2 separate regions of the Homo sapiens genome follow, and region 2 is linked to region 1. Evidence: chromatin contacts called from ENCODE POLR2A ChIA-PET data. All regions are on one chromosome and are shown on one strand. The core of a region is the stretch at or near the end of the contact, and the rest is flanking DNA. Distances in the headings are between cores, read along the strand shown. Region 1 holds the start of TMCO1-AS1 (TMCO1 antisense RNA 1). Region 2 holds the start of DHX9-AS1 (DHX9 antisense RNA 1).

Region 1 (7,501 bases), core at 1,424-3,923:
GACGTGTTGGGACTGAGCTGTCCACCAAACATTCTAGCTGACATAACAAATTGATGCGTGGATATATGAATCTTGTATTAAGAAGAGAGGGCCACAGACATAAATTTGGGAGTCACTGGCCAATACAGCCAAAAGATAAGTTCACCAAGGAAGTGAATGTAGAGAAAAAAACTAAATTTTGTGTCACTCCCAACAACGGGAGGTCAAGAAATGAAACCATCAAGTAAATTGCAGAAGAATGATCAGTAAGGGCTGGGCACTGTGGTTCATGCCTGTAATCCCAGCACTTTGGGAGGCCTAGCCGGGAGGATCGCTTGAGCCCAGGAGTTTGAGATCAGCCCTGGCAACAGAACAAGACCTCATCTCTCCAAAATATCAGCCAGTCATGGTGGTGTGCATCTGTAGTCCCAGCTACTCAGAAGTCTGAGGCAGGAGGATCGCTTAAGCCTGGGAGGTCCAGGCTGCAATGAGCTCTGAGGGGTGACAGAGTGAGACCCTGTCTCAAAAAATAAATAAATAAATAAAAAATAAAAAAAGGATGACTAGTAAGATGGAGAGCAGCAAAACCGAAAGTATGGTGTCCTGGAGCCAAATTAATAAAGCATATCAAGGTTTCTGGCTTACACTACTGGAAGCATGGAGGTACCCATCACCAAGATAGGGAAATCCTGGAAGAATATCACGTTTGTGAAGGTAAAGATAACGAGTTTGGCCCAGATATGCTGAGGTACATAATCAACACTGAGTAAATTAAGGAACAGTAAGCTGTAATTTTAAAAGCCTGAGTCTGGTCTCTAATTCTTTGTTTGCTCTGTGACGTAAGTTGTCATTATCATCCTGAGGCTCAATTTTCTTTCCTATGACATGGAGGTAATATTTATACGAGTAACCACAAATGGTTGCTGTGTAGATCAAATATGGTAATTTAAGAAAAAAAACTTCAAACCCCTATGAAGATATAAGAAAAAGTCACAGAATACAGAAAGTTGTAGGAATTCTAAGAAACAAAAGTTATATTTAATCCTTATAAGGAAAAAAAGAAGAGAGAAAACTAAATCAGGCCTATAAGGAACCATTCACCCTGTACCTTTAGCTGAGTCCTGTGGAATTCCTGCTTTATTTCAAAGGTAACAAACCCTTCTTGTTTTTAATCTTTTCCTTAAACACCTCTTCAACTTTCTAACCCAACTGAAACTCGGCTTATCTCTGAAGACACCACTTACCTTGACACCAGTCATAATGACATATCATCCTCCAAACATGCCTTAAATGTTAAGATTTCCATATTTTTGCTCATATGTTATTTCTTTACCTGGAATTTCCTTTCCCCATTTCATTCTCTATCCAAATTCTAACTATCCACAAGGAACTGCAAGGCCATCAGCATCATGAAGGCTACCATGGTTCCTCACAACTGAATGAAGCCTCTTCTTCTTTTTTTTTTAAAGACAAGTCTCACTATTGCCCAGGAGGCAGTGTAGTGACACCATCGTGGCCCACTGTAGCCTCAATCTCCTGGGCTCAAGGGATCCTCATGCCTCAGTCTCCCAAATAGCTGGGACTATAGGTGTGTACCACCATACCCAGCTAATTTTTTCTGTAGGGACGAGGTCTCCCTATGTTGCCCAGGCTGGTGTCAAACCCCTAAGTTCAGTCCTGCCTCAGCCTTCCAAAGTGCTGGGATTAACAGGAGTAAGCCACTGCGCCAGATTGAACCTCTTCTTTAGAACCACCACAGCACATAACATGTATCTGCTACGCCCCTCACTTCCCTCTAGTTGGTATTACACATTTTGCATAAAAGTCTTCTATTTCTAAATAGGCTTCAAGTCAGGTTCATCTTTGTATCAGCTGGTGCTCTTAAAATATTTATTGTGAACATGGACTTAATGAGCTTGACGTGTTGAAATTATTTCTAATGTGTTGCCATACTCACATTTTTTACTCTGTTTTTCCACTTCTGCCTTCAGTCTCTTGTACTTGTCTGTCCTGTAAACCAGGACCCAGGTTATGCCTAAAACATTAAAAGCAACATGTTAATAGAGAAATGACTGGAATGATCACAACAAACAAAGTGGTTACTGTTGGAGAAGGAGGAATTCCAACTTTTCGCTTTGTATTTACCCATAGTTAACTTTTTTCAAAGGCTAATACAACTGACTCTTCAGCCAAAACAACAGTAACATGATGTGAAGGTGTCTCCACAAATACCCAAGTGAAATCTACCTGAGACCAAAGAAAACTCGGCAATCGACTCCATACTCCCCTCCTGCTCCTGTTCACGAGTTGCCCAGAGATTCCCTGAAGTGGAGTAGATGAGCCTCTCAAGCAAGTAAGGCTCGCGATCTTTCCCCTGGTGGCACAGGGGACCCCGGGGCCCTTCCTCCCGGGGACTGATCAAACGTCTGAGAAATACCCGCTCTCACCCTCTGCGAGCAGAGCCGTGCACACAGAGATAAAAACGATGAGGAGAGTGTCCGCGAACATAGTGCTCATCTCGCACCTTCGTCTCTGCACTCTCACCCGCCAGGGGGAAAGCGCTCTACAGCCAGGAAAAGTGAAGCGAAAACGGCTTCCGTAGACTCCGCCACCACCGAGTAACAGACCAACTCTGACAGCCCGAAGATCGCACTTCCGCTTCCGGGGCATAGCACCGGAAAGGCTCGTATCGGAGAACGGTGTGGCCACGAGAGTCTAGAGGAAACCAACCCGCAACTCACTGGAGCTGAAGGGCTGGTAGTCAGGCCGAATCTCGCGAGAATTGGAACTATTTCAGAGCCAGAGGAGGATAGTGGCGGCGGCGAACTTTGCCCGGTAGATTTTACTGACTGGGGTGCTGGCGCGCGCCTTTTTCTCGGCCAGAATCCAGTTATTGGGATAGTCTTGACTTCTACCTCAGCCCAACTTCTGTGGTCGTAATATTAGTTTAGCTTGGGTTTGCCGTGAAGTAAGAAGACTGACTTCCGCAAAGGTACTGAACGACTGGGTGTAGGTGCCAGGGCATGGACGTGAAGCTGGAACCGCGAAATGAGTTAGTTGTGGGCCGCTGGCCTCAAGGAGCGAACGTCAGCGCGAAGAGGAGAAGCTTGTGCATACGCTCTGATAAGGGTTTTAATAGAGGTATTACCACAGTGCTGCGTGACACGGTTGAGAGAGTGGTCAGAAGAAGCTAATGAAAGGAATTGAAGCAGTGCCTTAGGGGAGTAGGAGTACTTTTGGAGATAGCAAAGGACTTTCTAGGCAAAGTGGAAGTCAAAGCACGGATGCCTGAAAATTCATAGTGTGATAGTGCAGTGAGTAATGTATCTAGAGAAGGGGTCTTAAACCCAGATGCCTAGACTGGCGAGAGAAAATAAATTATCTTATGCAAGCTGAGCCTAAACAAATGGTGGAAGTTACTACGATGGATAAGTGAGCATTAAGTTCATCTGAAAGGAGAATTTGATACCCAAATCCAACCCATTTCTCTAGGAGAATGAGCACCCAGTTTCTGAGATGTCTTCGTTTCTCAGGAAAATCCAGAAATCCTGGGTTTTATGTGAAACTTAATTTATAAGTGTTGCTAACTAATTAAAATTCAAAAATGTCTCAGCAGCGTGGTTTCAGCCATTGTAGACGGTTTCAGCTTTTTCACACTGGGGTGTGTGTGTGTATGGGTGAAAACCTGGAAGCTGGCTGAGCTGTATCCTCTTGTACTTCCTCCTATCATTGGTGTTTTTTTGTTTGTTTGAGATGGAGTTTCACTCTTGTTGCCCAGGTGGAGTGCAATGGCACAATCTCGGCTCACTGCAACCTCTGCCTCCGGGTTCAAGCCATTCTCCTGCCTCAGCCTCCCAAGTAGCTGGGACTACAGGTGCCCGTCCCCACGCCCAGCTAATTTTTTGTATTTTTAGTAGAGACGGGGTTTTGCCATGTTGGCCAGGCTGGTCTTGAACTCCTGACCTCAGATCCACCCACTTCGGCCTCCCAAAGTGCTGGGAATACAGGCGTGAGCCACCGTGGCCGGCCCTCATTGGTTCTTTTAAACTGTACTGCACTTAAATATATAATTCTCCTAAACACTACTTTTGACTTTTTTTTAGCTTTATGTGCATTTCTTGTCTCCCAGACTTAGCAACAGAGACCCTGTCTCCTTTTTAAGAAACATTATTGAGCTTCTACTATATGTCAAGAACTGTGGTAGGCACTGTAGGGTCAAAAGGATGGTTAAGAGAATATTCCTGACTTCTAAGGGCCCAGGGAGATTATATAATATAATAAGATTATAGGTATTATAGAGGTATTCTTAAAATGTTGAGGGGGTACAGATGAAAACAAGATGTATTCTTCCTGGGGAGTTGGAAAGGTTTCAGAAAGATCATATTTGAGCTAGACCTTTATTTGAGCAGTTCAGACAAGGATAGGTTTTTATTCACCTTTGTATCACCCAAGGTAAGTGCTGAGATAACAATAAGAGCATGATCTTGGAAATCAGACCTGATTTTAAATTCTTGCTCTGCCACTTACTTGACAGCAGTCCTAGAACCTATTGTTTAGCATCTTTGAGCCTTCAAAATGGTGGTAACATCAGCTATGAAGACTGGATGAGGAAAAGTATATTATAAAGCATTTCAAGCAGTGCTTGGCACACACAATTCATCAAATTCAACATGCTATTCATTGTAAGACGCATCATTATTTTATCTACTACTAAAGAGGAAAAAATAACTAATTAAACCATGACACACCATTGATTGTAAGAAGAATCCCATTCAGAGATGTTAAAATATGAAAAAATGAGAAAATATGAAATATATTAATAAGCAGTTAAGTTATTCCTGTGTAAATGTTTACAACCATGGACTGCTAGGATACACTTCCTTTTCTAGGGTAATGATGTCATGACACTATGCCCCTTGTTTAAGAACAGTGCTAGAAGTCAGGCGCGGTGGCTCACGCCTGCAATCCCAGCACTTTGGGAGGCTGAGGCGGGCGGATCACGAGGTCAGGAGATTGAGACCATCCTGGTTAACACGGTGAAACCCCGTCTCTACTAAAAATACAAAAAAATTAGCTGGTCGTGGTGGTGGGCGCCTGTAGTCCCAGCTACTCGGGAGGCTGAGGCAGGAGAATGGCGCGAACCTGGGAGGCGGAGTTTGCAGTGAGCCGAGATGGCGCCACTGCACTCCAGCCTGGGCGACAGAGCAAGACTCGGTCTCAAAAAAAAAAAAAAAAAAAAAAAAGGAACAGTGCTAGAGACAAGTTCAGATAACATCTTTTCTAGATTCTACTAGTTTTCTTTGTTATATTCCCAAATTCTCTAAGCTCTTAGTTGTACTATCTAATTTTTAGATTTCAAAGCTTTCCCCATGAGGACTGCTCTCCCAAAGCTCACTGACCTCCTCCAATCTCTAGTACAATAGGAAGACTTTTGTCCTGGGACTTAATTTTACTATTCTCTTGAAACCACATTTTTGTTTCTAGTTTATACTTGATGTTGTGGTACATCTTCAAGTAACTTTCTGTGAAAGGTGAATGGGAGCTAAGCCTGTTCTTACATTATTAGTAGAATTAGTAATAATAATACTGTTGTTGCTTTGGGGTTGTGTTTTGTTTTCTAGAGACAGGGTCTCACTTTGTTGCCCAGGCTCGGTCTCGAACTCCAGGGCTCAAAGCAGTCCTCCTGCTTCAGCCTCCCAAAGTGTTGGGATTACAGGCATGAGCCACCATGCCCAGCCAATACTGTGCTTCATTTTTATTTATTTATTTAATTTATTTTTGAGATGGAATCTCACTCTGTCGCCCACGCTGGAGTGCAGTGGCACAATTTTAGTTCACTGCAACCTCTGCCTCCCGGGTTCAAGCGATTCTCCTGCCTTAGCCTCCGGAGTACCTGGGTTTACAGGCATGCACCACCATGCCCAGCTAATTTTTGTATTTTTAGTAGAGACAGCGTTTCACCTTTTTGGCCAGGCTGGTCTTGATCTCCTGACCTCAAGTGATCCACCCACCTCGGTCTCCCAAAGTGCTGGGATTACAGGCATGAGCCACCGCGCCCAGCCCAATACTGTTCTTTAAATACACATTTAATACTAAGCTAGGCATTGTAAAAGATTATAAGAGAATTATAAATACCTGCTTACACTCTGACATTTGAAACAATATGAACTTTACGTTTCAATTTTAGCCCCACTGCATGTAAGCTACCTTATTTTAGCAAGTTACTTAATTTATCTGAGCCTCATTGTTTTAAATCTGTAAAGTATAAGTAAAAATATCTACCTTCAGGAATTACCGTGAGGTTTGTATAGGGTTGGGAACAAAGTTCTGGAGTCAGACTACTTGTATTCAAATCCTGGCTTCTCCATTTAACTAGATGTGCAGTTTTAGGCAAATTACTTCACCATACCATGCCTTGGTTTTTCTGGAATGTAAAATGTCATAATAGTATGTAAATTTAAAGGATTTTATTTTTAAAAAAATATGTAAGGAAAGTGTTTAGAAGGTACATGGTCTGTCTGTGGATATACCAGAATCAATCTATTGTGTTCTTTTCCCCAAACTCCAATATTCCCTTGTTCTCTTAATGAGTAGCACCACCATCTAACTGGTTTTCAAGCCAAAAATAAGGGAACTATCTTCAGTAACTCCCTCTTTATCTCGCGTTTACTTTGCAAGTTCCATGGATTTCCCCCTTTTCATATCTTTTTACACATCTTTCAGTCCCCTCTACTACACTTCAATTCAGTTCATCATTATCTCCACTCGTATTACAGCTTTCTAACTGGTCTCCAATTGTATACCCAATTTTGTCCCCTTCAGGCCATTCTTCTCATTTAGGCAGTAGTGATCTTTGTCAAATACAAAGATGACTGGGTGTGGAAGATTGGGAAGAAGAAGGAATTGGGGGGCAGCTCGCAGATTTTTTTCTTAGATACCTGAATGAATTCATATCAGAGAAAACAGGAGAGGAATCCGGTTTTTAGGAGAAGATTTTTTTTTTTTCCTACTGGGCTAGCAGGACTAGATGAAGACCTTCAGAAACCCTGGGCACTGAGAAGATCATAAGGTCTCTTCCCAAATATAATTAAAAATAAAATACTAAGGTGAAATATATTTTAATTATTATTTTTGAACTTATTTTTTCCAAATGTTTTCCCTCGAGTCTGTGCATGTGTGCCCTAAATACATGTTTCATCGGCTAGTTGGATAATCCTGTACTGTTGTGTTTTCTTTTAGAGATGGAATCTCGCTGTGTCACCCAGGCTGGAATGCAGTGACTCGATCATAACTCACTATGACCTCGAACTCCCAGGCTAAAGCAGTCCTCAAGCAATCCTTCCACCTCAGCCTTCTGAGTAGCTGGGAGTAGCTGATTAACTAATGCGTGTCACCACGCCCAGCTAATTTGTGTATGTGTGTGCACAGGTGTAGAGCTAGGGGTCTTGCTATGTTGCTCAGGCTAGTCTTGAACTCCTGGCCTCAAGCAGTCTTGTCTTGACCTCTCAAACCAGTGGGACTG
Region 2 (7,501 bases), core at 1,993-4,492, about 17 Mb after region 1:
ATATCAGCATATGGATGGTGGTTGGAATATAGAAGAATAAGACTCTCCAGGTAGAGGGTATATAGAGTGCTAAGAACAGAACCTGGGTGTGACTTGCAATTGGAGTGCACACAGAGGAAGAGAAGTTGAGTAGGAGTCTAGAGGGAGTGATCAGAAATATGAGGGCAGAACCATGCTCAAAGGAACTCCAAAGGGCTTAAATTTGAGCGACAGAGGTACTCAGAGAACATTTGCTTTTGGGAGTCTCATCCTGGAGAAGATATCTTTGTATCTCTTATTTCCCACCAAACTAAGTGAACTTTCATCAGTTATTTCTAGTCAAAAAGGTAAATGTGAAATATTAAGTAGTCCAGTTGAAGCAGACCTTTCATTATTTGATCATTGAGTGACCTATAGCCTCAGTTCCAAATTCTTAAGATAGGGACAAAGTTACCTGTTTTATAATAAAGCTTAAAAAAAAATTCCCTACCCTGCTCTGTCCCACTTGACCTCTGAAATCTCCTAGTTGGTCAGCTACCAGGAACAGGTAATGGTTGTGTTGAAATCGGCCCACTTTCCATACTTTTGGGACATGTTTTAAGGCTTCATTTGCAAATGTTAAGATCTTAGACAGTGCTAGTTGCCAAGAGCCACCTACAAAGGTAATGCCAGTCCTCGGACCCAAATCCCAGGGGACTCTAGGTCTCAGGTGCAGAGCCTAAATTAAGAACCAACTCAGTAACAAAATTCTCCTTAATCCTTGGAAGCTAAAGATCCAGCTTTGAAAAATGTATTTCCATGTAATATATTGATACTTTTGTTGTGCTCATTATATACTATAAAACACTTGCAATTCATTTATGCTAGTTGAGTCTCTTTATTTATTTACTTATTTTGAGATGGAGTCTCACTCTGTCACCCAGGCTGGAGTGCAGTGGGACGATCTGAGCTCGCTGCAACTTCTGCCCCTCCTCCCTCCAGGTTCAAGCAATTCTCCTGCCTCAGCCTCCCAAGTAGCTAGGATTACAGGCACACGCCACCTTGCCCGGCTAATTTTTGTATTTTTAGTACAGACAGGGTTTTGCCATGTTGGCCAGGCTGGTCTCAAATTCCTGACCTCAGGTGATCCACCTGCCTTGGCCTCCCAAAGTGCTGGGATTACAGGCATGAACCACCACACCTGGTCTTGTTGAGGATTCTTGCATCTATGTTCATCAGGGATACTGGCCTATAGATTTTTTTTCTTGTGTCCATATCTAGTTTTGGTATCAGGGTAATGCTGCCCTCACAGGATGAGTTTGAGAACTGGTATGAGTTCTTCTTTAACTGTTCAGTAGAATTCAGCAGTGAAGCCATCAGGGCCTGGACTTTTCTTTGATGGGAGACTCTATATTACTGATTTAATCTCATTACTCATAGTTGGTCTTTTCAGGTTTTCTATTTCTTCTTGGTCCAATTTTGGTAAGTTGTATCTGTTCAGGAATTTATCCATTTCCATTTGGTTTCCAATTTGTTGGCATATAGTTGTTCATAATAGTCTCTAATGATCCTTTGTATTTCTGTGGTATCGGTTTAATGTCTTCTAGGCCCCTGCTGCTTTCAACACCCTGAAGGGTACAAAAAAAAAAAAATTAAGGTCTTTCCTTCAATGATTTTATTCTTAATTAAGGAGAACAATCACATGAAGAAAATAATAAGTAAATGATAAACTATGTTGTTCTGATTTTAAGAATGACAGTTTTAAAGGGAGTGATCACTATCAGCTAGAAGGATTAAGAAAAACATAAGGAAAGAGGTGAAAAATAAAGATCCATAGATATAATGAGCCCAGATAATTGATTAGTCTGGATTCCCTGGAACAATCCCAGCTGGAAATGTTTTGTATCATTACCTTCATGGGACGCACTGGAGTTTCAAAATTTAACAGTGACTAGTATAATAATTAAGGACACAATTATTCCAAAGACTTGGAACACAAAATTACTCCAAAGACTTGGAACACAAAAGGTTATCCAATTTAAACAAAAGCAACCTTGCAGATTTTATTCCTACCTTAAAGTAGTTTGCTGAGCACTTACAGTAATGTTCCAGGCACGGCAAGGAGCGACCTGCGTTAGCCAGGCAGAATGCCCGCCTTCACTGAGCTTATTTCTTTCATGGTTTTTTTTTTTTTTTTTGAGACGGAGTCTCGCTCTCTCGCCCAGAAAATGGCGTGATCTCGGCCCACTGCAACCTCCGCCTCCGCCCCCGACCCCGGGGTTCAAGCGATTCTCCTGCCTCAGCCTCCCGAGTAGCTGGGATTGCAGGAGCCCGCCCAGCCACCCAAGCAGCTGGGATTGCAGGCGCCCGCCCCCATGCCCGGCTAATTTTTGTATTTTTTTTTTTTTTTTTAGTAGAAACGGGGTTTCACCACGCTGGCCAGGCTGGTCTCAAACTCCTGACCCCAAGTGATTCGCCCACCTCGGCCTCCCAAAGTGCTGGGATTACAGTCACCACGCCCGGCCAGTTTATTTCTTTCAAGAGACACTGGCGTTCAGACTATCTGAATCAATCCGGTAACTACGCCCACTGAACACCTACTACATGCCAGGTATTGAACTAAGCCGCCCTTCATATGCCATCTCATGTAATTATCTCAACAACCCTACCAAGTTAGCAGCAAGGTTTCCAGTTCTGCCTTCGAAGGGAACCTCCTCTCACCGGAGATCCCTATGACAGACCCTGCGAAATATTTTGCTGCATCAGAATGCTACAGGCCGTCAACTCCCTAACATGCGCAAAAGCGGGCAGCCGATTATCCAGGGTAGTGGATTATCCAGGAGAGTGGATTATCCAGAGTAGCAGGTCTGGCGCGATGCCCGCCCGGCTCAGCCCATCTCCCTAGCAACGAAACCCTTCCGCGCCGCGAGGTTGCTGAGCCCCGCCCCCTCCATTGGCGCGCCCTCGCCATCCCCCGCCCTGGCACGCGCTCTGCGCATGCGTACGCTCGCTGGCCCCGCCCCCTAGCGCCGCGGTCGGAGCCATTTCGCCGATTCCTCCATGCGAGTTGCTGTGCGTTTCTCTGTTGTCTCGGTAGAAGGCCAGAGTCACACACGGTCCTAAGAGCTGGGCACCAGGAAGCGAAGGCTGGTAAGGGAGAGACGTTCCGGCTACCATGCGGGGCGGCGGGGTCGCGGGCGGGCGCCGTGGACCATGGCTCCGCAGCCGGCTTTGTTGCGAAGCGCGGGCGGCGGCGGCGGCTGGGGGTGGGGGAAGGGACGAGCCGCCCGCGGGTCCCCGGATTGCGGGTTGCGTGCGCGCCTCGCCGCGATGCGCTTGCGCCGTCCGGGCAGCCTGTGGCCCCCTCCCCTCTCCTCCGCCCAGCGTTTCCCGCTGCTGCCTCTAGCAGGCAAAGCGCGCTTCCTCCTCTGGCCTGCGTACGCCGGGGCACCGCGGCGGCTGAGGGAAGGGGGTGCTTCGCCTGTGGTGGTTGCCGCCGGGGCGCCACTGGCCTAGGGCTCTTCATTCATTCAAGCCACGAATAACTGGCGCCGTCGTGCAGGCCTTGTGGGTAGAGGAAAAAAAATTGAAGAATGTAAAGGGAGAGCGCCTTTGGCTAGTATAGCGAGGTAAGGCGTCTCGAAGGAGGGAGGCTTTGAGCTGATAACCTCGGCCAACGCGAAGGAAAAGCAGAGCCTGCAGAAGCGGAAGGGATTAGTTATCGCTTAAGGGCAGAAACTGGGCGGGAGCTGAAAGCAGGCCATGTGACTGGAGTGTGGCGAGAAGGCCTTCAAAGGAGAATGGGTTTTAGGGTGGCAAGAGTGGAAACAAAAACCGTGTAGGACAATATTTCACTAGCCCGGGTGTGCAGTAGTGGTGGCAGGAGAGATGGGGAGAAACGAATGGATAGGGGACGTATTTTGAAGCAGAAATGCGTAGTGGTGGAAGGTAGTAGATCTGGAGTCAGGCTACGTTTTCTGGAATTCTTGCGCCTTTTTTTTTTTTTTTTTTTTTGCAAGAGTCTCGCTCTGTCGCCAGACTGGAGTGCAGTGGCGCGATGGCGGCTCACAGCAACGTCGGTCTCCCGGGTTCAAGTGATTCTCCTGCCTCAGCCTCCGGAGTAGCTGGGACTACAGGCGCGCGCCACCACGCCCAGCTAATTTTTGTATTTTTAGTAGAGACGGGGTTTCATCATGTTGGCCAGGATGGTCTCGATCTCTCGACCTCGTGATCCGCCTGCCTTGGCCTACCAAAGTGCTGGGATTACAGGCGTGAGCCTCCGCGCCCGCCCGAATTCTTGCTCTTATAATTAGGAGCTCTGTCTTCCTGAAGCAAGATATTCTTTGTCTCAGTTTCCCCTTCTCTAAAGGGATAGTGATCTTACCTGTACAAGGTTACTAAGGATTAAGTAAAATAGTTCCATTTAGATGATCTATTATGGATATTGTTTGACACACATTAAGGGTTCTACAAGGGATAGCTATGGAGAATCTTAAGGGAGTGGACGACTCTCAACTTGTGCCAGGAGTAACTTGGTGGATGTCGTACCGTTTATGGAAACCGAAATGTAGGGGTAGGGTGTTGGAACAGATTTGAGGGGAAATTTAAAATTCTGTTTTGACTGAGATGCCAAGTTAGCATGCAAATGGGTGAGTTAGTGCCACAGTTGGATGAACTTAATTTTGGACTTTAAAGAGAAACGACGGGCGGGCGCGGTGGCTGACGCCTGTAATCCAGCACTTCGGGAGGTTGAGGCGGGCCGATCAAGAGGTCAGGAGATCAAGACCATCCTGGCCAACACGGTGAAACCCCGTGTCTACTAAAAATACAAAAAATTAGCTGGGCGTGGTGGCGGGCGCCTGTTGTCCCAGCTACTCGGGAGGCTGAGGCAGGAGAATCGCTTGAACCTGGGAGGCGGAGGTTGCAGTGAGCCAAGATCTCGCCCCTGCACTCCAGCCTGAGCGACAGAACGAGACTCCGTCTCAAAAAAAAAAAGAGAGAAAAGACTAAAGTTTAAATATATGTATTTGGGCATCGATAGCATGTAGTTGGTATTGAACATTATGGGGTTGTAAGAGACTAGGGAGACAGGAGTTTGATAGTATAGTCCTTCGTATTTCATATTACTCATTCACCATGAGGGCTTGTTGTTTAATTATTCACGAGGTGGAATTTCCAGATAAACATTTTCAGCTTTCCACGGCTTTTTTGTTAATAGGACATTCCCTTCGCCAAATGGATGACCAGAGTTAGACTGTGGCCACTCAGACGTAACAAATTTATGCTAGGGGTGCAGTTTGATGACGTTAGACTTAGGTGCTAACAAAATGCATCAAACGTGAAACGTGAAGCAGACGGTTTAATGCTGGTAATGGGATTTCTTCTCACAGCAAACTAAATTCATAGCATATTTTATTTTCTCTGGTTATAAATGTGGTCTCATATCTTGCTTACAGTTTAGACTCAGCATTTAGACTGATAGGCTCCATATCTTGTGGTATTTTATAGACTTGTTGCACTTCAAGAAAACTTTAATATCCTCAAATTTTAATAAAAAGGCCTAAAGGAGAGATTTGGTATAGAACATTTAAGTTAATAGGTTACCGTCTTCAGTACTGAGTGCTTAATGTATTTGAACTTTATTATATTATTAATACATGGCCTACAACTTTGGGGACAATATGCTAGTGGTCATAATCAGAATGAGAATAAAACATTGAATTTATATGCAAATGATAACTTTCTTAATATATAGTAGTTTGGATTTGAATTTAGGCCTCCACGGTGGGTGACTTGGAAGTTACTTTTTTAAATCTTAGTTTCTTACTTCCTGAAAAGACAATGATAGTACCCACCATATCTGTGTGCCATTGTTGTGAGGATGAACTGAGTTAAATATATAAGGTGCCCGTTGTAGAATATAGGGCCTTATATAAAATACTTTGTAAGAAAAGATAAAAATCACTCTTAGTCCCCAAAGATAACCATTTTAGGGGGTATTTCTTTCCAGTCTTGATCATGTATATGTACTTTTCATGAAGTTCAAATCATACCGTTTTGTATCCTTTTTCTTACAACATATAAACGTTCCAATTATGTCGTTAAAATTTATGGGGAGTCTTAATAGCAACATGATAGAATATCCTATGTTTAACCCAGATTCAGTAATCTAGATAATTGGTTCCTCCCAGTTTTTGCTATTATAAATGCTGTTTTTAACTGACTTTTGTTTTCTTAGATCTGAAGAAGACACTTGAATCATGGGTGACGTTAAAAATTTTCTGTATGCCTGGTGTGGCAAAAGGAAGATGACCCCATCCTATGAAATTAGAGCAGTGGGGAACAAAAACAGGCAGAAATTCATGTGTGAGGTACTGAAGAATACAGTTTGCATTTATGTGATTTATGAGGTTCATTTTGGGGTTAAAAGAAAAATGTTTTCTGTTTGGAGATGTTAATGTGTTGCACATTAGGAAACGACAGTTCTTTATTGTGACTTGACTGCTATTGTAAATCATTTTCAAGTCAGCATTACTTTTAAAACAATCTGACAGGTAAATTATTCTAATTAGAGCCTATATCTTCCTCAGCTTCCTCAGTACCAGTAGTGGGGATGGGAAAAGTTGGATCAACTGTTTGCAGTTTTATAAGCACGTTTAGAAAGCAGAGCAATTCTTGATTGCTTCAAATCAAAGTGCTTAAATACAAATGGAGAGCTTGTTCATGGATATTACAGAATCAGATTTTAATGTGAACCTTCTGTTATATGAGAAAAAAAAATCTGAGCCACTTAAATTATTTTTGGATACAACACAATTTAAGCTTTTTCAGTAGCTCATGCATTCTCTTATTTTTATATTTATATTTATAGAGTATATTTCCTAAAGTTAGCTGTTTGTTGTCTCTTAATGGACTACTGAATTACGACTTTTTAAAATCTCAGAATTACCCAGGTCAGTCTCTTAGTACTTTTTTTTTTTTTTAAAGGTTCAGGTGGAAGGTTATAATTACACTGGCATGGGAAATTCCACCAATAAAAAAGATGCACAAAGCAATGCTGCCAGAGACTTTGTTAACTATTTGGTTCGAATAAATGAAATAAAGAGTGAAGAAGTTCCAGCTTTTGGGGTAAGTACCTATGGCGAAGCACTTGAGATGTATGTTGTAAAGTTGTACAAACTCAATATGCGTAAGAGACTCAAGATAGTAATTTTTCACTGTTTTCAGATATATCGTGTTTCGTAATGAAATTTGGCATCTTGTTTTGTCTCAGCACTGGACAAAATTTCTGAAGATGTGGATTGCATCCTTATTATATACCTGTCTTAGGGGCTTGAGAAATTCCATTAATCTTTGTGTCTTATGGCTTTATTTCATGTATTTATACACCAGAAATTTCAGAGTCTGTTATGTTCCATTCATTACCAATGATAATACTTTAAATAAAATAGAAAAATCAGTAATATTTTAGACATGTTTGCTCCCATTGACACTCCCCCTGCCCCGTAAGCGATGAGGTCTTGCTCTGTTACCCAAGCTAGAA

What was found. ChIA-PET counts read pairs that join two places held with the same protein, here RNA polymerase II (POLR2A).
Region 2: POLR2A ChIA-PET joins it to region 1 with 14 read pairs in CD8-positive, alpha-beta memory T cell. The contact joins the promoter of DHX9-AS1 here to the promoter of TMCO1-AS1 in region 1. POLR2A ChIA-PET finds 5 or more read pairs at or near these places in 3 of 52 experiments (CD8-positive, alpha-beta memory T cell, K562 and T-cell).

The regions. Positions count from the first base shown.
Region 1 is chr1:165,766,256-165,773,756 of GRCh38, forward strand. TMCO1-AS1 (TMCO1 antisense RNA 1) reads left to right here and starts at 2,674. Exons shown (of 3, transcript NR_125374.1): 1 at 2,674-3,120; 2 at 7,219-7,501. It overlaps TMCO1 (transmembrane and coiled-coil domains 1), which reads right to left and starts at 2,613. Exons shown (of 7, transcript NM_019026.6): 1 at 2,427-2,613; 2 at 1,937-2,014. The coding sequence starts at 2,496. RefSeq lists enhancers at 2,224-2,900, 2,901-3,576.
Region 2 is chr1:182,836,349-182,843,849 of GRCh38, forward strand. It overlaps DHX9-AS1 (DHX9 antisense RNA 1), which reads right to left and starts at 3,243. Exons shown (of 2, transcript NR_148933.1): 1 at 2,964-3,243; 2 at 1-1,586. It overlaps DHX9 (DExH-box helicase 9), which reads left to right and starts at 2,999. Exons shown (of 28, transcript NM_001357.5): 1 at 2,999-3,108; 2 at 6,197-6,329; 3 at 6,946-7,086. The coding sequence starts at 6,219. RefSeq lists an enhancer at 2,624-3,465 and a silencer at 2,889-3,318.